Regions from separate parts of the Homo sapiens genome. Here region 1 is linked to region 2. A link is an interaction called in ENCODE POLR2A ChIA-PET data of the cell type or tissue named here. Cell type or tissue: PC-9. All regions are shown on one strand. Links, peaks and the distances in the headings refer to the core of each region. The heading gives the core; the rest is flanking DNA.

The links. Peaks named below come from ENCODE experiments on the same cell type or tissue, not always from the same donor. Only the 100,000 strongest peaks of a DNase experiment are listed, where the experiment ranks them.
Region 1: POLR2A ChIA-PET joins it to region 2 with 8 read pairs; 2 of 35 experiments call an interaction of 5 or more read pairs at or near these places.

What each region holds. Positions count from the first base shown.
Region 1 is chr3:196,769,145-196,780,939 of GRCh38, reverse strand. The region is part of intron 1 of PAK2 (p21 (RAC1) activated kinase 2); the gene reads right to left. Among named protein-coding and RNA genes, the nearest start is that of PAK2, 35 kb to the right of the region's middle. RefSeq lists a silencer at 8,062-8,318. In PC-9, for the core only: no CTCF peak of the experiment used is centred there; no DNase peak of the experiment used is centred there.
Region 2 is chr3:196,645,308-196,657,102 of GRCh38, reverse strand. It overlaps NRROS (negative regulator of reactive oxygen species), which reads right to left. Exons shown (of 3, transcript NM_198565.3): 2 at 2,456-2,576. The coding sequence starts at 2,563. Among named protein-coding and RNA genes, the nearest start is that of NRROS, 12 kb to the right of the region's middle. RefSeq lists enhancers at 5,586-6,351, 8,650-9,415. In PC-9, for the core only: no CTCF peak of the experiment used is centred there; a DNase peak (open chromatin) is centred at 5,862; H3K27ac peaks cover 1,117 bases.

The sequences.
Region 1 (11,795 bases), core at 3,845-8,844, 120 kb before region 2:
GCAGGCGCCTGTAGTCCCAGCTACCTGGGAGGCTGAGGCAGGAGAATGGCGTGAACCCGGGAGGCAGAGCCTGCAGTGAGCCGAGATTGCGCCACTGCATGCCAGCCTGGCGACAAAGCAAGACTCTGTCTCAAAAAAATAAAATAAAATAAAATAAAAAAATTTGAGAAGCTTATACCAAATCTTACAGCTTTTATTTTCCTTGATGGGAGTGTGTCACTAGCACTATGGTATATTTTCGCTCTCAAAATGATTATTTTTTCATTCTACAAAAGAGAAAGAATAAAAAAAGGTAAAGGAGCAAAAACATTTCTGGGAGTGATATGGTTTGGCTGCATCCCCACCCAAATCTCATCTTGAATTCCCACATGTTATGGAAGGGACCTGGTGGGAGGTAAATGAATTATGAGGGCAAGTCTTTCCTGTGCTGTTCTCCTGATAGGGAGTACATCTCACGTGATCTGATGGTTTTAAAAAGAAGTGTTTCCCTGCACAAGCTCTCTCTTTGCCTGCCACCATCCACGTAAGACGTGACTTGCTCCTCCTCGCCTTCCGCCATGATTGTGAGGCTTCCCCAGCCACATGGAAATGTAAGTCCAATTAAACCTCTTTCTTCTGTAAATGGCCCGGTCTCAGGTTTGTCTTTATCAGCAGCATGAAAACAGACTAAGAGAGGGGGTAACTAGCTAGAGAAGGGCTGGGAAAAGGGAGTGAAAAAGATCTCTATCTTTGTGTGCAAAAGGCTGTCTGGTCTAAGGAAGAAATGAGGGCAGGATCTAAGGCAGTGCTGACAACATGCCCTAAAATGATTCTTCCTAACCAGCTCATGACATCATGCGGGATTTGTTTTGTTTTGGGGTAGGATGCAAGCAGCATGCAGCTGGCTATTCCTAAGTATGGGCTACTACCAGTGTGCATTACAAGAGGGGCCCTGTCTTGCTACAGACAGAAGAAAGACAAAGCTTAGTAACAACATTGCGGCTGGGCGCGGTGGCTCACGCCACACTTTAGGAGGCCAAGGTGGGCGGATTGCTTGGGGTCATGAGTTCGAGACCAACTTGGGCAACATGGTAAAACCCTGTCTCTACGAAAAATACAAAAATTAGTCAGGTGTGGTGGCGCACGCCTGTAGTCCCAGCTACTCGGGAGGCTGAGGCAGAGGAATCACTTGAGCCCGGGAGGCAGAGGTTGCAGAGCTGAGATCATGCCATTGTACTCCAGCGTGGGTAACAGAGTGAGACATCATCTCAAAAACAAAACAAAAAACAACAACAACAAAAACAGGGCACAATAATTAGTGTAAAGTGCTATAAATTCTTTCCTCAAGGCTCCCACATAGATGGAATGTGAGTAGAAACTGCCAATGCACCTTCAATAATAATAATAAATCAGCTGCATGTTATCCAGTTTTTTGGTTAACAGCATATGTTCCAGAATCAGACTGCTTTGCATGGAATCCTGTTTCCACCACCGACTTACACTTCACCACGTCTCATGACTCCTTGAAGGAATGGCTGACTCTAGGCATGGGAAAGGGAAAATGGAAGATGAGCCCAGAGCACGCTGTAGTGTCAGAAGGCAAGGGAGCACTTTAAAAGGATGAGGAAATGCCAAAGGGACACAGGAAAGATTTTCCATAGGCCAATGCTGGGATGATTTGAGCAAATTAGTATACTATTAGATTACGACCCAAAGTATCAAATAAGTATGTTATTCCATACTGACATAAATAAATGAATAAGTAAATAAATGGGAGAAAAGGAACAAATCTTTCTTACAGAAGAATTGCAAATAAAATAGGTAAATATGTCTCCCTCTAGGAGTTTCAGCTTAATCCTTGTCTCCTCTTGAGTGAAGGCAGGACTTAGTGACTCACTTCCAAAGAACAGTGTATGGCAAGGGAAAAATAACTTTGCAGTGAAAAAACCTGGCAAACATGCCTTATTAACCAAGTGACCACAGTTAACATCACCAGCGACAAGTCATGACAATATTACTTATCCCCTAATCTAATGTGATGGGACGCACACTTCACCTCTGTGGTATTCTTCCCCCAAACCCACAGCCCCAGCCTAATCACGAGAAAAACACCAGACAAACCCCAGTTGAGGGATATGCTACAAAACTCCTGACCACTACATTCCTCCAAACTGTCAAGGACACGAAAAACAAGACTGAGAAACTGTAACAGATCAGAGGAGACACAACCATAAACGCAACGTGACACCCTGGATTGGATCCTGGAACAGAAAAGGGGCACTGGTGAAACAACTAGTAGAATCCAAATAAATCCTAGAATTTGGTTAACAGTGAGGTACCAATGTTGGCTGCTTTGTTTTGACATACGTATCACGGTTATGTAAGATGTTAACATTAGAGGAAGCCGGGTGATAGGTATACAGGAAATCTACTATCTGTGCAATTCATCTGTAAATCTAAAATTATCCCCTAATAAAAACTCTATTAAAAAGGGAGTTAGTAAGTTCCTCAAAAATTAAATATAGAGCTACTATGCGACCCCGCAATTCCACTCCCAGGTATATAGCCAAGAGAACTGAAAAACATGTTCACGCAAAAACTTTGTATGAATGTTCACAGAAGCATTCATAACAGCCAAAAGATAGACACAACCCAAATATCCATCAACTGATGAACGGATACACAAAACGTGGTGTATCCATAAGATGGAATATTGTTTGGCCGCAAAAAGAAGTACCGATACACGCTGCAACATGGATGACCCTCGAACACTAAGTGAAAAAAGCCATAAAAGGCCACATATTGTAGGATTCCGTTTCATATGAAATGTCCGGAACAGGGGCATCCACAGAGACAGAGAGGAATTTAGTTCATAAACACGGCTGATTAGTGAGTGGTTGCTAAGGAGTGAGGGAAATGAGATGGGGCTCCTAATGGGTATCAAGTTTCTCTGGGGGACGCAAATGTTCCGGTATGAAGACAGTGGAGATGGCTGCACAGCCCTGTGAATACACTAAAACCACTCAATTGTACACTTTAAAATGGTGAATTTTTGGTTATGCAAATTATATCTCACTATCTACTCACAGAATAAAGATTAAATGAGCTAACAAAGATTAAAAGCTGCTGCAATTGTTATCATCATTACTATTTATAAGACTCTGTGCTAGACATTAGAGAAAATAAAAGACGACCTGAGTCCTCTGTAAGAGTTCATAACCTGGAGAAAGACCAACACGTACTTGTTTTAAGTTAGGTCAGGCATTCCCTTTATTGGTATCTGCTCTCAACACAGGCATATTAAAGCTACTCAGCTCCTTCAAAGTAGCCGTTCTCAAAACATTTTGGCCACAAGACCCTTTACACTTGTCAACATTAATGAAGAGTCCAAAGAGTTTTTGTTGATGAGGGTTATGTTTATATATACTTACTGTATGAGAAATTAAAACAAGTTTTTGGCTGGGCATGTTGGCTCGCGCCTGTAATCTCAGCACTTTGGGAGGCCAAGGTCGGGGGATTACTTGAGGTCAGGAGTTCGAGACCAGCCTGGCCAACATGCTGAAACCCCGTCTATACTAAAAATTTAAAAATTAGCTGGGCGTGGTGGCGCGTGTCTGTAGTCCCAGCTACTCGGGCGGCTGAGGCAGGAGAATAGCTTGAACCTGGGAGGCGGAAGTTGCAGTGAGCCAAGATCATGCCACTGCACTCCAGCCTGGGTGACAGAGTGAGAATCTGCCTCAAAAATACAAAACAAAACAAAAAAAACCAAGTTGTTTAAATAATTCATTTAAAAATAACAACAAACCCATTACATGTCATACATTTTTATGAAAAATGACTATTTTCCAAAACAAAATAAGTTGAGTGAGAAGACTGATATTCTTTGACATTTCTGCAAGTCTTTTTCATGTCTGGTGTGGTAGAAGACAGCCAGATGATCAGATCTGCTTCTGCATTCAATCTGTTGTGCTGAGTTGTTTTAGCTGAAATTTACGAAAAAAATCTTGTCTTACGCAGATACCCACCTGAAAACGGAGGAGCATTTTAACAGCTTTCACATAATTGTGGATTTTCTTCTTTGGTATTACACTAAACCTGACCTTCCTAAAAGGTTCATTGTGGAATCTGAAATCACAGCAATGAATCTTCTTGTACCCTATTACATTAAACCAATTGACTCTCTTGAATTTTGAATGAATCTGTTACCCATGCAGAAGTTTTACAATGTCATGAATTGGTTTTTGGAAAATATTGGTTCCCTGGGTTTTGAAGATACTCCCAATGTTGACACATCTCGTTATGCAGTAAAAATAAAACCACATTCATTAATATCACCATCTATGTCATCAGAGTAAGTCAAGCGCTGAGAAACTGCTAAAATCAACATAGTGGATACAAGTTTTCTAAAACTCTGATTTTTGATTGAAAGCCTAAATTGTGTCAGTAGCAACAAATTCTGTCACTATTTTTGAGGAAATGTCCGCAAAATACGAAGTCTGAACAACCGGAATTTGTGGGTCAGTTGTTCTTCCAAATAAAAAAAGGTGTTGCATGAAACAGAGGGCTAGTTTAGCTCTCTTGCAGAAGTGGTTATCTCCAAGACAACGGTTCATACTTTGGTACGCAGAAGTACCTTATGAGTACTTCCCATTTTGCTATATAGAATACTTGATCAATAACTTTATTGTTCCATTAAGTATATTATTACGTGAAACTGGCACTTTACTGCAAGCACTTGGCCATGGCCTTGGTATGGGTTAAAGTAACGAGCAATTTGACCCACTTCTGCTTTTGCCCCATCAATCCGTACGTCAACACAGTGTGAAAGCAAATAATGTGTTAAGAATATTCGGAAAAAGGTTTTGACATCAGACTCCCCCACGGTATTGCAGACCACACTTTGAGAACTGCTGCTTTAAAGCGTACTCCATCTTTACCCTTCACCTACATACCCCAAATGCTTTGATGTTTTACGGAGGTGGCAGAAGACTCATATTTATTTCATCTTATACTCGACAGAACACATTTTAACAGAACAAATAAGCAACAGCTAGATTTCCAAGCTAGGGTACAGAAACCTCTTCAATCCTTAACATGTTGAAAACCCAAATGCATGCAATGGTATTTACCATACTGCTTTTCATTACAGTATCAGAAAGGTCAGAAGGCTTTTTCACGGCTGAGCCAGAGAGACATTTTCATTCATGAGAAGCAATGCTAAATTCTAAGCAAATGACATTACACAGCAACTTTCAGAACACAGCCTTTCCTTACATTTTGGTTATCCTTCGGTGGCTCACGCCTGTAATCTCAGCACTTTGGGAAGCTGAGGCGGGCAGATCACAAGGTCAAGAGATCGAGACCATCCTGGCCAACATGGTGAAACCCCGTCTCTACTAAAAATACAAAAATTAGCCGGTTGTGGTGGTGGGCGCCTGTAGTCCCAGCTACTCGGGAGGCTGAGGCAGGAGAATTGCTTGAACCCGGGAGGCGGAGCTTGCAGTGAGCCGAGATCGTACCACTGCACTCCAGCCTGGGCCACAGAGTGAGATTCCGTCTCAAAAAAAATAAATAAATAAATATTTTTTCTACTGTTCAATGTTAGTATACTATGCAGTAACTTATGTTCTGTACATACTCAGTCTAATAGAACTAAAGAGGAACCACAGCGTTGTGTTTTTCGGAACTTTTTAGTGACTACACACTATCATGCTGAATGAGCTGTCTCAAGGAAATTCCAATTAACATGACGTACCCTTTAAGCAATACTTGCCTGAACAAAACCCTAATTTAATAGTAAACTTGAGTCAGAGATGTCCCTAATGAAATTATTCAAGATGACAACCATGCCGCCACAATTCTAATATACCACGAGTGACTAGATCTCAATAAATATAAGCATGGCCTTGGATACAATACTGATGCCTCTACCAGCTGCTTAGCTGGGGATTTACCACATCATCTCTGGATTTCTCTCAGTCTCTATGTTTTCAGTTGTTGTTGAGTGGAAGAAATTCTATTAGGTTGGTGCAAAAGTAGTTTCTATTACAAGTAATGACAAAAACTGCAATTACTTTTGCACCACCTAATAACTAGCTCCCTAGAGGGTTTCTCTGTGTTCAGTTTTTTTGTTGGGAGAAAGAAGTCAGAATTGGTTAAATATACCTTAATTATCATGCAGAAGTTGACTAAAGGTAACAAGTGCTATGACTCTCCCTGGCTACACATCGTCCTGACTAGCTGCCCATAACCTACAGACTGAGGACTAAACTCTGGCATTAGGGCCACTGAACTCTGAACTGCTGAGTCAATTTCATCTCACGTGACTGCACCATGTCAATCCTATGCCTCATATTCCTCAAATACACCAAAGACTTTCCTGGCCTAAATAATTTTTATGTATCTATTTCTGCATTCTTAGCTTTTCTTTTTCCTTTTATCTACCCAACCAAATCTTTCAAGGCTTAGTGAAAATGATTTCCTTCCTGAGGTCAGTCCTTGCCCAAAAAGATCCCTCACATCCTCTAAACTCGAGTTACACAGGAAAACAAATTCACACGGTATTAAGATTGTAAAGGATTAAGTCATCTAGTCCATCTGCCTTGTTTTATATGTGAAAAAAAACCAACTTACCCAAAAGTAAGTGGTTAGCCTAAAGGCACATAAATCTAATTACTAACAGAACTAAGACTAGAACTCAAGTTTCCTAACAACTCTGAATCTCAGGCTCTTTTTTCTTACTTATGCTAATATACTGGGCCATTCTTCGGCAATGAATTACAACTATAAACCCTTAGTTATTTTATCTGCTTTTCCTACCTAAGACCTCAAGCAATTCAAAGGCAGGTACTGTGCATGTATTAGGCAATGTTTACTGATTTATGGTACCATACTGTGTCCACAGATTTTTTTTGTTGTTGTTTTTTTTTGAGACGGAGTCTCGTTCTGTCCCCAGGCTGGAGTGCAGTGGCGTGATCTCGGCTCACTGTAACCTCTACCTCCTGGATTCTCCTGCCTCAGCCTCCCGAGTAGCTGGGATTACAGGAGTGCGCCACCACGCCCGGCTAATTGAATTTGTTGTTTTGTTTTGCTTTTTTTTGAGATTCTGTCGCCCAGGCTGGAGTGCAGTGGCGTGATCTTGGCTCACTGCAACCTCTGCCTCCTGGATTCAAGCAATTCTCCTGTCTCAGCCTCCCAAGTAGCTGGGAGGCGGATACCACCACGTCTGGCTAATTTTTGTATTTTTGAGTAGAGATGGGGTTTCACTATATTGGTCAGGCTGGTCTCAAACTCCTAACCTCAGGTGATCCACCCACCTCGGCCTCCCAAAGTGCTGGGATTACAAGCATGAGCCACTGTGCCCGGCCTGAACTTGTTTTCTTAATCAAACAGCACTAGACAACATCAACTACCCCATATTAACAAAAATATATTTAGAAAGATTTATACTTTTCCCCTCACAGCTGATTCATGACCTTCAGTTCTCTTTTCCATAAAACAGTATTTTTTGTGTGTGAATTGCTACTTCTGACAGTGTCAAATGCCTGAAAAGTACCAAATGAGACTGTGATAAGGTTCCTTATGTTCATCTTATATGTTAGCCAAAAACAATATTAGGTATAAAAATAATTCATGGTAAAATACTGATTTACCTTATGTTTTGCTTAACCATTAGTAACAAATGTTTTACAAAAAAAAGAGCAAACGGTAAGTAGTGCCTCTCTCTAAATCTGTTCAAACACTTTTTGCTACTTTTCAGTGAAAAACAAGTAGGCGAAACAAAAAGTGTGCCCAAAACACACTGTACTCTTCTAAGAGGCCCACTGTTTAACTGTGACACGACTCAAACACAAACAATTCCTCAATTGTCTGCTGAAGGAGACTAGGGGTGGCTAAATATACAGCAGAAACGAACAGCGGAGTGGTATCTGGAACCGGTCAGCCCAAATAGTGGAGATTACTAAACTTACTATTATCTGCTGGGATCAACTACAGTACTCCAAGTGTAAACCATCTATTACTGAAAAACACAATGATTTAAAAAGCATTTTTATTTACTTTTTATATAAATAACAAGTGAGCCTTAATTTTTCAGTACATTATGAATGCAGTAACACTAATTAATCACCCAGACTTTCAACAATCTCTCAATAAGCTGCAAGAGCCCAACACCAGTGGCCCTTCCCTCCCCACCTGCCCCGTCAAAAACACAAAAGAGCCTCAGATGTCTTTGAGAGCAGAAGCATGAATGAAAACATTTCCAAATCACCTGAAGATGACAACACACACTCTAAACAGAAGGTTCACAACTCTGAAGCAAGAGTGTTCTCATGTGGTGACGGTGACAATGGCCATAACATCAGTCCCACTAGTAGCAAATCCAGAAAGAAAAGAGGGAAAGCGAGAAAAGAGATGCAGAAAACACAATCTGGAGGCTGGTAAAAAAGAAGGAAACTAAAACTTCGCTTCAAACTCTAAGATAAAGGTCTGGATAACGTATCAAGTCTTTTTAAATGCATGGATGGGCTAGTAAAATAAGAGGGATGATTCCATAGAGCCCAAACCAAAGCAAAACCAGGAACTCAAAAAGAGTAAGCAATTTACTAATCTACTTATTCTCGAGGGATTCTGACTAAACCCCAGAGACCTCATGCTTCCACTTTGATGGCTGCCACAGGGGACAGGTAGTAAAACCCAGTCTGCCTAATGTTGAAAAATTAACAGGCGTCCCTCCCACATAAGGCTAGGCCTGAAAAAGGCTATAATGCACATAACAACCAATCAGGAATAAATCCCTCTGGACAGAAAGGAACAAGAGAACCTTTAGCATTTTGAAAATGGTGATGGCAAGAGGAGGAAAAATCTCTGAAAAACACAGATATGGAATGCTGTGTCAAAGGACACATAGAAGCAGCTTGAAAATAAAAGCAGAATAGAGCGAATATGAAAACACCATACAGAACTTTCAATAAGAAAAAATAAATGAAAGCTAAAACTCAACATTTGAAGTAAAAAGCAGCATAGACATAGTGTTAGACAGAATTAATGAACAATGAACTAATGAACTCATTGCAGACAATGAGATAGAAAATATGAAAGAGGAGGCCGGGCATGGTAGCTCACGCCTGTAATCCCAGCACTTTGGGAGGCTTAGGCGGGTGGATCATCTGAGGTCGGGAGTTCGAGACCAGCCTGACCAACATGGAGAAACCCCATCTCTACTAAAAATACAAAATTAGCCAGGCGTGGTGGCAAGCACCTGTAATCCCAGCTACTCAGGAGGCTGAGGCGGAAGAATTGCTTGAACCTGGGAGGCAGAGGTACAGTGAGCTGAGACTGCACCATTGTACTCCAGCCTGGGCAACAGAGCAAGACTCTGTCTCAAAAAAAACAGAAAAAGAAAATATGAAAGAGGAGATGAGTAGATTAGATGGTCTAACATACAACTACTTGGAGTTCCAGAAGGTGGTAGAATGAAGGACTGGTCCACTGAACAAATTAATAGCTGAGAAATTTCCAGAACTGATAAAGAACACAAATCTGTAAGTAGAAGTCTAATGAATCAAAAGCAGGATAGAAAATTATCTACAAGTAGACACATCGTAGTGATATTAATAATATCAAAGACAAAGAATTCCTAAAATTGGCCAAAGGAGAAAAAAAGACAAATTTCACAGAAGCAGTAATTGAATGGTCAGCTTACTTCTTGATATCAACAATGAAAGCAAGAAGACAGTGGAGTATCATCAGTGTGTTGAGACAAGAAGCTGCCAACATAAACTGCAAACTCAACAAAACTATTTTTTAAGAATGAGGTAAACAGAAACATTGAGACAATTGTTTTTTTTAAAAGACCAGAATCACTACACACTCTTAAAGTCAATTAAGTTTAAAATAACAAAAAGATAACTAGGAAAGAAATACATGTTTAGAAATTTGAAAACACCTCCAACAAACCCCAGTTAAAAAAAGACATAATGAAAATTGAAAAATATTTAGAACTGAATGGAGATTTAAAGACTATATATAAAAAACTCAGGCCAGGCATGGTGGCTCATGCCTGTAATCCCAGCACTTTGGGAGGCCAAGGTGGGCAGATCACTTGAGGTCAGGAGTTTGAGACCAGCCTGGTCAACATAGTGAAGCCCTGATTCTATTAAAAATGCAAAAATTAGTCGGGCGTGGTGGCATGCGCCTGCAATCCCAGCTACTCGGGAAGCTGAGGCAGGAGAATTGCTTGAACCCGGGAGGCGGAGATTACAGTGAGCCGAGATGGTGCCACTGCACTCCAGCGTAGGAGACAGAGCTGGACTCTGTCTTTAAAATACAATACAATACAATAAAATAAAATACTATATATAAAAAACTTGCAGGATTGAATAAACAAAATGTGGCATATATACACACAAACAATTCTTTTTTTAAGAGATGGGGTCTTGCCGTGTTGCCCAGGCTGGAGCACAGTGGCTACTCACAGGCATGATCAGAGGGCAGCACTGCAGCCCTTCAGCTCCTGAACTCAAGCAATCCTCCCACCTGATCCTCCCAAGTAGCTGTGCTGAGACTACAGGTACATGCCACCATACTGGCTCAGGAATGAAATTCTGATATATATTATTAATAAAAATGAACTCTGAAAATAATATGCTAAGTAAAATAAGCCAAACACAAAAGGACAAATACTGTATATATATACTTTTAATGGAGATAGGGTCTCACTCTGTCACTCAGGCTGGATTACAATGGCATGATCAGACCTCACTGCGGTCTAAACCTCCTGGGCTCCAGTGATCCTCCCACCTCAGCCTCCTAAGTAGCTGGAACTACAGGTGCATACTACCATCCCCAGCTAACTTTTAAACTTTTTAGCAGAGACAAGGTCTCACTATGTTGCTCAGGCTGGTCTTGAACTCCTTAGCTCAAGCTATCCTCCCACTGTGGACTCTCAAAGTGCTGGGATGACAGGTGTGAGCTGCCATGTCCGGCCTAACAAACACTGTATTAATTTCACTCAAGTGAGATACCTTAGTCAAATTCATAGACAGAAAGTAGAATAAAGGTCATTAGAGACGGGGCAAAGTGCAACATGCAGAGTTACGGCTTAATGGATGCGGAATTTCTTTTTCTTTTTCTTTTTCTTTTTTGAGACAGAGTCTCGCTCTGTCGCCCAGGCTGGAGTGCAGTGGCATGATCTCAGCTCACTGCAAGCCCTGCCTCCCAGGTTCAAGCAATTCTCCTGCCTCAGCTTCCCCAGTAGCTGGAACTGCAGGCGCCTACCACCACGCCCAGCTAATTTTTTGTATTTTTTTTTTTAGGAGAGACGGGGTTTCACCGTGTTAGCCAGGACAGTCTCGATCTCCTGACCTCGTGATCCGCCCGCCTTGGCCTCCCAAAGCGCTGGGATTACAGGCGTGAGCCACCACGCCTGGCCGGGATGCGGAATTGCTGCTTGGGATGATGAAAATGCTCTGGAAAAGGATGGTGGTGATGGTTGTACAACATTGAATATACTTAATGCCACCAAATTATACACCTAAAAATGCTTAAATAATACATTTTATGTTATGTATATTTCACCAGCAGCACAACAAAAAACTAGGATACGAAGCCCTTACAGCTCTGAATTTTTATTTATATTATTTTTTTGAGACTCACTGTCACCCAAGCAGGAGTGCAGTGGTGCAATAACGGCTCACTGCAGCAACCTCCTGGGCTCAAGTAATCCTCCCACCTCAGCCTCCGAGTGGTTGGCACCACAGGCGTGCACCATCACGCCCAGCTAATTTTTGTATTTTCTGTAGAGAAAGGGCCTCCCT
Region 2 (11,795 bases), core at 3,101-8,100:
CCTCCTGAGTAGCTGAGATCACAGGTGCCCGTCACCATGCCTGGCTAATTTTTGTATTTTTAGTAGAGACGGGCTTTCACCATGTTGGTCAGGCTGGTCTCAAACTCCTGACCTCAGGTGATCTGCCTGCTTCGGCCTCCCAAAGTGCTGAGATTACAGGCGGGAGCCACCGCACCTGGCCAACGTCCACTTTCTAATAAGGTCAAATGGATAATGTGATGAGGGCCAGTGGAGGGCACCCAGACTCTCCAATTCTCAGTCCTCAACTCGGAAGAGCCACAGGAAACCCACTCTTTGGGCTTCCTGGCAGCCAATTCTCTACTCCTGCCCACTGGGCCAGAAAGTGTCAAGCAGAGGGCCTTGCCTGAACTCTGAAAGGCTGTTCATTTATCTCTCCTCTTCCTGTGCCTGGTAACCCCTGAATAACTACTGTGTAGTTAATCCTTTATTGCCTCTGTAAGAGAATGCTGGAGGTCAAACATAGCAGAGATTAATAATAATATGAGTGATAACGGATAAAACGCGTAGCACTGACTACCTACCAGGCACTGTCCTGAGTGCTTTACATGTATTAACCCATTTAATCATCAGTCAACACAGCATGATGTTATTGGTAGATATTATTATTACGTATATATTCTACAGATGGAGAAACTATGACCTAGAGTGACCCCAATGTCACCAGCTAAGGGTGGGGCTGGGTTTAAACCAGGCCAGTCTAGCTTGTAACCTCTATGTCATATTGGAATAGACTCTAGCACAGTGGTTATAGGTTCCTACTAAAAGAGGTTAAAAACCATGACAGCTATGCTTTAAGAATACATACTTGAATGTAAGTGTTAGCCCTGACATCCAATTTGTCTTCCCAACGCCTAGTATATAATATGGCTCAAGAAATGTTTATTAAATATGTGTTTCATTTTTTTTTTCTTTTTTGAGATGGAGTATCACTCTGTCACCCAGGCTGGAGTGCAGTGGCACGATGTCAGCTCACTGCAACCTCTGCCTCCCAGGTTCAAGCAATCTTCCTCAGCCTCCCGAGTAGCTGGGACTACAAGCATGTGCCACCATGCCTGGGTAATTTTTGTATTTTTAGTAGAGACGGGTTTTTACTATGTTGGCCAGGCTGGTCTCGACCTCTTGACCTTGTGATCTGCCCGCCTCGGCCTCCCAAAGTGCTGGGATGACAGGCGTGAGCCATGCACCTGGCCTAAATATGTGTTTCTTGAGCAGACTTTTGATATCATTGTTATATAGATGAAGGGGAAAATTACTGGAAATTTCTCAGTTTGGACCCAAGTCTATTTTCACATCTAGGCTGAAAGCCCTAGAGGAGGCTTGGGTATCCACGCTCCGGGTCTTCTTAGCCTGAGCGTGGTCCGGGCTGCCGCTCTGCAGAGTGGCATGGCAGCAAGTCCTCCCCGCAGCTGTGTAAGCCTTAGCGGTCAACTCGTCCACAAACTCCGAGGCAGGCTTCTCCAGCTCTCAAGCACCTCACCCGGAGATTCTCATACCATCGGTGCAGCTCAGTCATCCAGTTTTTTGTTTTGTTTTGTTTTTTTCTTTTTTTGAGAGAGTCTCACTCTGTCGCCCAGGATGGAGTGCAGGGGTGTGATCTCGGCTCACTGCAACCTCCGTCTCCCGGGTTCAAGCGATTCTCCTCCTTCAGCTTCCCAAGTAGCTGGAATTACAGGCATGCACCACCACGCCCAGCTAATTTTTGTATTTTTAGTAGAGACGGGGTTTCACCATGTTGGCCAGGCTAGTCTCGAACTCCTGACCTCAGGTGATCCGCCGGACTTGGCCTCCCTAAGTACTGGGATGACAGGCGTGAGCCACCGCGCCTGGCTTTTTTTTTTTTTTTTTTAAAGACAAGGTCTGGCCCCATCACCTAGGTTGGAGTGCAGGGGCATGATCTCAGCTCACTGCAACCTCCACTTCCTGGGCTCAAGCCACCCTCACATCTCAGCCTCCCAAGTAGCTGGGACTATAGGTGTGTGCCACCGCACCTGACTGATTCTTGTATTTTGTAGAGATGTGGTTTCATCATGTTGCCCAGGCTAGTCTCCAACTCCTGGGCTCAAGTGATCTGCCTGCCTCGGCCTCCTAAAGTGCTGGGATTACAGGCCTGAGCCACTGCACCCGGCCTGAATCATCCAGATTTTTAACAAGTTGTTCTTGTTCCGGGAGGATGCCCTAGGCTGGTCTCGGATGCCTCCTATCCTCAGCAGGCGTGAGAACGGCGGGGCAGGGACTGCCTGGCTCTTCCCAGGAAGCATCTTAAAATCCTGTGGTTAAAGGGCAGCTGCACATGCCCCTGTGCTAGGCAGGCACAGAGTGATGCAGGCTCCTTCATTCTCTGCCCTTCCTGATGGACAATCTGTCAGCTTTCCAAATGGACCAAGCCTTGTCAGGACAGGAGCAGCCGACAGATCAGGGTTCAAGGGAAACTCACCAACTTGCAGACTCCTTGGGAGGCTGCTGTGGCTGTTCCGCTTCTGTTCCTCCAGCCCACGGTCAGGAAGTGAAAACCCAGGCAGAGCCAAAGAGGCAGCAACTCCATCTCAAGGGCAGCCCTGTGGACAGAGAGCAGGGAAGAGGTAAGTCAGAGAAGGACATCCCAGAGGGCTGTTTGTATTATCGGCAGAAGGAGCCAGTTCCAATTCTATGTGGTCTTGGAGCTCTGTGGAGCTCCATAGAGGTGCAGCCCACAGGATACTCAGATACCTCCATTTAGCCAAGACTTCCGGCCTTTCACTGAAACTGTTGACAAGAACTCAATTTCATTTTGCCTCTACCACTTGATGGACGGGTGGCTGAACACTAAACTTCAGCGAGTCCAGCACAGAAGGGAGAAGCAAAAAGCTTGAGTAACCAGGCCTCCAGTCACCTGGAGTTTCCCATATTTTGTAATTCTGCTGAAGTTTTCCTGCCTCCAGCTCCAATCGGTCTGATGCATCCCCTGAGCTCAGTAAGTACTTGCTGAGTGAATGAATGAACAACTGGAGAGTGGACGGAGACGGAAACACGGATGGGGGCCTCTGTCCCAGAGTTACTCCTCAGCTGCTGATGTGGGGCTGTTACAAAAGCGTTGATCTCTTTGGTTCACTCATTTGACTATGACCCTTTGAAAAAAGAGGTTTGATATTTTGCTTGGACGGGGGAAACACGGAGGGAAAATGAAGAAGCAATCTTTGGGTAGAATAAAGGTGGTTAACGAAACGTGGTTGCCAGCCCGCTTGCCTGGCCAGTGCACAGAGAACAGCAATAATGAGAAGGCTTGAAGGTATACACGCACCAGCAGAGATTCAGAACTAAGGGGAGCCATAAGGGAAATGCAATATACTCATCACATTTGCCAGGTGAACAAAGGCCCAGAGATACTACTCGAGGTTGTGGATGAACTTAGTGGCAGGGCTAAGAGCAGCCCCGCCTCGCTCCCCGAGCTCCGATGAGTGAGCAGGGCAGTTTCTCCCAGCAGCGAGGCTGCACTCACTGCTGCCCTGCTGGGGACCTGACGCCCAGTGCATGCCCCCAGCTCTGCATTCTGCAGACCCAGAGGCAAGAGCTGGCCCCAGCATTCCATCTGCCCATTCCTTGACACCTACCGGAGGCCCAGTGTCTGCCCTCCCATCTTCTCCTGGGCCAGCGGCACCAGCTCACCCCACCTGCTCGCTCCAGCCACTCAGGGGCCTCCTCTTTCCTTTCTTCAAATGCATTTAGGGATCTTGAAAGCTCATTTTACCTTCTTGATCAGATTTGAATGCTCACCAGTGCAAACAGACTAATTGAAGAGCTCAATGAAACCGGGTAAGCCAGCTTTCACTTCAGGCCAGGCCAACTCCCCTTACTACAGAGAGAACCTCCAATGCAGAATTTACCAGAACTTGCCAGACACTGGGAATCCCCTTCCAGACCCATTTCTGCCTCTGCACCCACACAGGAGTCATTGCCTTGTGGCCGGCACAGGGAAGAGAGGGCAGAAGCAGAGGTGTACGGGTTCCTGACCTCAGGATCCCCCCAGCACCCTTCCCCGCCCCTGAAACCTGGGATCACCACCACTGCCCGCCATGAAATAAGGCTGCATAGTTGCAGATTTAGTAAATTACAAGGCATCATTTCAATGCTAGATACATCCTTATACTAACAAATTGTTTATCTGACATTCAAACTTCACTGGGCATCCTGAATTTTACTGAGGGGAGATGGGGAGGTAAGAACCCTCCCTTCCTCCCTGGCCACCTCTTGTCAGGTGTGGGGTGGTACCTGCTGCTGTGACTCCAGTCTCTCTGGAAGAGCCAGCCCTGCGTATCGAAGAACTGAATCTAGACGTGTAAGGGGCAAGAGTGCAGGTCCCTCAGCGAAAAGGCAACCTTCAGACTGGAAGGCAAGCCAGGCCTTGTGTCACACTCAGGAGGGGCATTTTAATTTATGGGTCATCAAGAATTTTGCAAGTTTAAAACATATCCTCTCCTTCCTCCTAAACTCAGCCAACCAGCCCAGAAAAAAACTCTTGTTGTGGCCCTGGCAGGAAGCAGCAGGATATCATGGGAAGATCATGGAATTTGGAACCAAGCAGACCAGAGTTTGAATTCTGCCTCTGTTATTTGTTATTTGTCCTTTAGGAATTCAGACAAAGTCTCCAAGACTCAGAGAATCCGTCTACAAAATGGGAGTAATAATAACTATTCCAGAGTTGCATGAGAATAACCAGTCTCATGAATGTGAAAGGGCTTCATGGCTGTAAAGGTAGCAAGTAACACAATTATTAATTATTACTTGTGAGTTCCAAACACCAGTGAGTTGACTGAGTGCTGGTTATTCCTGTGTAATCTCCAAGGTAGTTCAACAGCTACACAAAGTCTAAAATAAAGGCCTGAGTAATGTGGCTGGAAGGATGAATTATACCAACTAGATATGTAAAACATATGCAGGAAGGTTCAATTAAAAACTCTGCATTCATAAATTGCAGAGCAAGGCTAGCCCTGAGCACAGATGACTATGCTGGCTGACAGCGGTTTGTCCCCAGAGCTGCGCCTTCCCCTTCCCTGCCCTCCTCAGTGTGGCAGGGCTCTGACTTCTGAAGGTTCTGAATCTCAAACTCTGCTGTCACCTGGCCTCAAACTGCTGTCACCTGTCACAAACTCTGCTGGTTTAGTCAATGGAAGACACTCCTCCTGGGAGGTCAGACAGTAGAGGGCAGAAAGAATCCAGCATACTTCTCTCCCTTCCTCTCTGCCTTGGACAGAGACATCCTAGAGTTTCTTCCGCTGACCCCTAGGCTCTGGTGACACCACCTCCTCCTCTTTGTTTTTGTTCGTTTTGTTTTGTTTTTTGAGACGGAGTTTTGCTCTTGTTGCCCAGGTTGGAGTACAATGTTGTGATCTCGCCTCACTGCAAACTCCACCTCCCGGGTTCAACAATTCTCCTGCCTCAGCCTCCCAAGTAGCTGGGATTACAGGTGCACGCCACCACGCCTGGCTAATTTTTGTATTTTTAGTAGAGATGAGGTTCCACCATGTTGGCCAGGCTGGTCTCAATCTCATGACCTCAGGTGATCTGCCCGCCTTGACCTCCCAAAGTGATGGGATTACAGGCGTGAGTCATGGTGCCTGGCCCACCTTCTCCTCTTGTCCTCACCCTACCTAGGTGAGGATAAGAAGCTTCCTGAAGCTGCTCGTCGCTGTGTTGACTGTTTATTTGCTTTCTCAGCCTTTTCCACCATGTGTTGCCACTTTCTTGCATTAAATATCCTCTGTCTTAAATAATCTGGGCAGTTTCCGTTTCCTGGTTGGACCCTGACTAATACAATCATGTGAGAATGGCCAAGACCCAGTGCTAAATTAAAAGTATGTAATGACTGTAAAGAAATAAAAGGCTTTCAAAATAGTGACCATTGAGGTTGAGAAACACTCTTCGTAGAGTGTGTAGCTGCAGAGAGCTTCCTCAGAGCCATGGCACTGCAAAGAGTCCAAGATAAACAATCCTCTTGCCATATCTCTCTGCAAAATCCCGTGACTCATCCCCTGCATGCACAGGACTGCTTCCTCTCCTCCCACATCCTCAGGGCTGAGGACCACGCCACAGCATCTGCAGCTGTAAGAGGGCATCTAAGCCAGAGTGTGCCCAGCATGCAGGAACAGGTGGAAAGCCCAGCCGCTTCCCGAGGGGCTGCCAGCTGGTGAGTGTTCCTGGGACCCTGAGCTGCCTGTTGCTCCTGTCTGGACAAGGTTTGGCCCATTTGGAACACTGCTGCATTCTAACTAGTTATCATGGAATGCTGTGAGTCTACTCCATAGCCAACCTTGTCTATGAAGATGTGGTGTTGCTTTTTAGGCAGAGAAGACAACGTGGTTTTCTGCCTCCAGACCTGGTCATAGTAAGAAAGTGGTAAAAAGATTCATTCATAAAAACAACATGAATGGAGGTTGTATTCTGCAACAAGAGAATGCTGACAGTGAGGAAGAAGAACGTACAGCCGCTGCAAAGAGTCTCCTTTGTTTTAGAAATTATGTTTGTTGCGAACAGGTGCGGTGGCTTACGCCTGTAATCCCAGCACTTTGGGAGGCCAAGGAGTGGGGGGTCACTGGGTCTCAGGAGTTCGAGACCAGCCTGAGCAAGGTGGCAAAACCCTGCCTCTCTAAAAAAAATACAAAAATGGCCGGGCGCAGTGGCTCACTCCTGTAATCCCAGCACTTTGGGAGGCCGAGGCAGGTGGATCACCTGAGGTCAGGAGTTTGAGACCAGCCTGGCCAACCTGGTGAAACCCTGTCTCTACTAAAAATACAAAAATTAGCTGGGCGTGGTGGCGGATGCCTGTAATCCCAGCTACTCGGGAGGCTGAGGCAGGACAATCGAACCTGGGAGGTGGAGGCTGCAGTGAGCAGAGATCTCGCTATTGCACTCCAACCTGGGCAGCAGAGCGAGACTCTGTCTCTAAAAAAAGAAATGCTACAGAGTAGCTCAGATCTGAATTTTGCTATTGTTTTGTTTTTAGAAAAGGATGCTGGATTTCTACTATTCAGGTGCACGCTGGATATCTGAATTGTTATCCCGGCCAGAGTGACGGCCTCTCCTTGTTGGAGCTGCTCGGACACCTTACCGTCCCCACCCCCACCTCCCCTGACTGCTACTACGTGAGCAGCTGCTGCCAGAGCTGGGACCGGACCCTCTCCGCTAAAGGGGCTCTGAGCAAGTGCCATACGTATGTTACCACGTAGTTAAGAATTTTCTCCTCAAAGTAATCAGAGAAGCTGAAAAAGCTTTACGGAAAGAGGTCTCCTGGAGAAAGTGGGCAGCTCTCGGGGCACTCTGTGCTAGAAACAAATATTTTGGCCGGGCGCAGTGGCTCACGCCTGTAATCCCAGCACTTTGGGAGGCCGAGGCGGGTGATCACGAGGTCAGGAGATCGAGACCATCCTGGCTAACACAGTGAAACCCCGTCTCTACTAAAAATACAAAAAATTAGCCGGGCGCGGTGGCGGGCGCCTGTAGTCCCAGCTACTCGGGAGGCTGAGGCAGGAGAATGGCGTGAACCCGGGAGGTGGAGCTTGCAGTGAGCCGAGATCACGCCACTGCACTCCAGCCTGGGCGACAGAGCGAGACTCCGTCTCAAAAAAAAAAGAGAGAAACAAATATTTCTCCCTGGGTCTGGGGGAGGGCTCTCCAGAGGCAGAGTGCGCACAGGTGCAGTGGTAAATGTGTGACAGTGACACTCATGGACACACAAGGGCACACGGTGCCGGATGGAGGCCTCCACAAGAAAGGGAGTCTGCCTTTGACTGCAAGAAAAAGAGCAATTGCACCTGGGATCTGGGAGAATGGGAAGGGCAGCTGGTCACAGACCACTGAGAACAGATGATACAGAACAAAACCAACCCCCAGTCTGTGACCATTTCCAACAGTCCCTTCTCCAGGAAGCACTGGGAAGTCTCAAGCAAGCAGCTCTGGTCCCTCTGATTCTTAGCAAAACATTAGGATGACCTCAACTTTCACCAAATGTCCAAACTCAACACCCCCGTGGTGAGAGCTCCTGCCATTCTGAGCCTCTGAGTGTGATGACTTAGGAAACAGGGTACTGTCCTGGTGGAACGCCTGCCAGAAACACTTGCCCTGAATCCAGTCATGAGGAAAGCCTCTGACAGATCTGGGCTGTAAGACGTCCTGCAAGGTAACTGGCCTGGACTTCTCAAGAGTCAGTCTTGAAAATCAAAGAAAGGCTGGAGTGGGGCTGGGGGTGTCTGTTCTAGATTACAAGTGACTAAGAAGCATTTAACCAAGTGCAGTGAATGAACCTTGAGTGGATGTTGGAATTTTTTTTTTTTTTTTTTTTTTTTGAGATGGAGTTTCACTCTTGTTGCCCAGGCTGGAGTGCAATGGCATAATCTCGGCTCATTGCAACCTCCGCCTCCCGGGTTCAAGTGATTCTCCTGCCTCAGCCTCCTGAGTAGCTGGGATTACAGGCATGCACCAGCATGCCTGGCTAATTTTGTATTTTTAGTAGAGATGGGGTTTTTCCATTTTGGTCAGGCTGGTCTTGAACTCCCGACCTCAGGTGATCCACCCAACTCAGCCTCCCAAAATGCTGGGATTACAGTCGTGAGCCACTGAGCTTGGCCGGATGTTGGATTTTAAAGAATCTCTAACAGAAAAGTATGAGACAATTGGGGAAATTTAAATAGGCACTAAGTGATGAGTTTTCAGATGCACAGATGATATGAGGTCTGCAGGTCGGATAACAAGCCTGTGGTTATGTAAGACATCGCCTCTATTGTTAGGAAATGCATGCTGAAGCACTTACAGGGAACTTTCATGATGTCCGTAATTTATGTAAACTACCTTCAAATGGCTCAATAGAGACAGTAAAGCAAAATATTACTACTCGGTAAATTTAGTATTGTACTTTCTTGTAAACTTTTCTGTAAGTTTTAAAGTACTCACATTTAAAAATGAGGAAAATGAAATAAGTGTTCCTGAAAAGAGATGTTAAATTATGGTAATCTCTGTCCCCATATTTCCAGGAATCATTAACATACCTTTTTCAAACACTCTTCTCAGAAAGGTGCTCAGGAAACATTTGTTATGTTAAAAATGGAAATACAGGCTGGGCACAGTGGCTCACACCTGCAATCCCAGCACTTTGGGAGTCCGAGGTGGGTGGATCACCTGAGATCAGGGGTTCGAGACCAGCCTGGCCAACATAGAGAAACCCCGTCTCTACTAAAAATACAAAAATTAGCCAGGTGGCTGGGCGCAGTGGCTCACGCTTGTAATCCCAGCACTTTGGGAGGCCAAGGCCAGCAGATCACCTGAGGTCAGGAATTTGAGACCAGCCTGACCAACATGGTGAAACCCCGTCTCTACTAAAAATACAAAAATTAGCCGAGCATAGTGGCAGGCACCTGTAATTCCAGCTACTCGGGAGGCTGAGCCAAGAGTGTCATTTGAACCTGGGAGGCAGAGGTTGCAGTGAGCCGAGATCATGCCATTGCACTCCAGCCTGGACAACGAAGTGGGACTCTGTCTCAAAAAATAAGCAAAAAGCAAAGAACCGATTGTGATCTTTGGTAAATTAACACATTCCTATATTTTGAAAAAGTAAATATTCAAATGGTGGATGCATTAACAAGAACTTGAAATTGAGGATTAGAACAACAAACATTTAGAATTGTGATGTGTGAATTCAGAGCTTGTGATTTGCTTCTCTAGCTTTCTCTTAATAATGAATTTGTCAAAATATAGACAATACAATTGTTTTGACTTCTCCCCCCCTAAGAACTGTCTCACACCCTGCAGGTAGAACAGAAAATTGGCACACTTTTTCTGAAGAACAATTTAGCCAATTTATCAAAGACCTTGAAAGTCTGGATTCTTTTTGATTCAATGACTCAAGTTCTAGGAATTTATCCTAAGGAAATACAATGTACATAAAAATATTTTAAAAGAAATATTCATTGTAACATTAGTAAGAATAATAAAAAAGTGGAAACCATCAAAAGTCCAATAATGGAAGCACTGGCTAAATAAGTTATGGTAAAACTACATGATAGGAATGACGTGGTATGATAAAAAAATGCTTTGGTAGCAATATATTGATTGACGCAGAAAGACGTTCATAATAAAATAATATCAAGGAAAGGAAAGTGTAAAGCAGAATGTGTAGTATAATCCCCAAGTTTGCTAAAAGAATATGCAGGCCAGAGAGGTGAAAAGAGAGGCACGCGGCGGCTCGGCGAAGGCAGTGCCATGGTTCCCAGCACTGGTTCAACTCAGATCTCCGGTTCCCACCCGGTTCTCCGGTTCTCTGGTCAGCCTGCGCTGTACCGGGGCTCGTGGCGAGAGACTCTCTGGGAATGGATGAGGCTCTGCCTCCATCGGGGGGGGATTCAGAGGCCCCAGCAACCCTTCTTCCCCTGGGCCCTTCCCACAGCGACTCCAGACAGCCAGTGTGAGGAGCCCGCTTTGAGCACCTCCCTGCTCAGCCCTCACTTCCTTAGGGCCACGAATAAGCCAACTGGCTTCCCTACGTGGTCAGCGTCGGCCTGGTAGAGCCATCAGAGGTCAGCCCACCTCGTCCTGTTCCATGCCCACAGGCTGCCATCTGGCCACAGGTCTTAATAAATGCAAACCTGCTCCCACTGGGAGGTGACACCTCGCCCTTGCATGCTGGTGGTGGCTGGTGGTAGGTCCTCGGTGTCACCTTTCTATAGGAGAGACCCACATAATCTCTGCTGATAGGCGCTCAACCGCATAACGCATTAGCATCTGATTTCCCTTCAGTATCACAAGTTTGTTCCCTCTGGTCACTTCTGAGGGAGTGGCTACCTGCCACCGCCCTTCTCGATAAGAAGGAGCAGGTGGGACCTGTGTAGAGGAAGGGACCCTGGGCTGGGGAAGGAGGCCTGGGCCCAAGCCTGGCTCCTTCACTCTGGTGGTGACCACGGAGGACAGCACTTGCCTTGATGGCCTCACAGGGTTGTGTCGAGACTGAATGGGACAGTGTGTGTGAAAAGGCTTTGTCGATGTAAGGGAATGTTCGGACTTCACGTTTAGTGGGCGGGGGACCCCACCAAGCCTTCCAAGGCCTGCAGGAGGACACGCCCCCACTGGAGGGGGACAGACGCTTTCCATAGTGAGACAAAGAGGTGTATTAATCAAAGGGAAAGCAGAGTTCCTCTGTGCAAACAGCAAGCTGGTGTTGAGGGAAATACAGTGAAGGAGAAGGAGCTTTCGTCCCTTCTCCCACCCCTGGGAGCTGCAGCGTGTGGACCCTGGGATGTCCAGGGGAGAAGCGAGCACCCAGGGTCCACGGTAGACTGTGGGCAGGGGTTTTTTATGGGTGATGACAGCGGCTTAGTGGCCCCAGTGGGAAAACAATGAAAATATATCCCCCCACCCCGACTACTTGGTTTCCTTGAGAAAGTGTACGATTGAAGAACGAAAGCATATGGATTCCTGACAAGAGGCCGATTCAAAGGTCAATTCAGTGGTGTTCGAGGTCTGCATAATCACTCCCAGATTCTGTCCGGGCTCTTCACTGTGACAGCTCATGCTTACTGAGTGCTCACCTTGGAACACGGGCTATACCGGGTACTTTACATATAATTCCCACAAAAATCCTAGCAGGTAAATGTTGTCATCTCCATTTCACACTTGGTCAATGGCGGCTCACATAGGTTTAGGCTGTACAGCTAGAGAATGTTAGAGCCACAATTCAAACCCAGGTCTGTGACTTCTGCATCAGCTCAACCTCAATACCACAAGCCCCAGCCACCCTGGGATGCCTGCGACCCTTG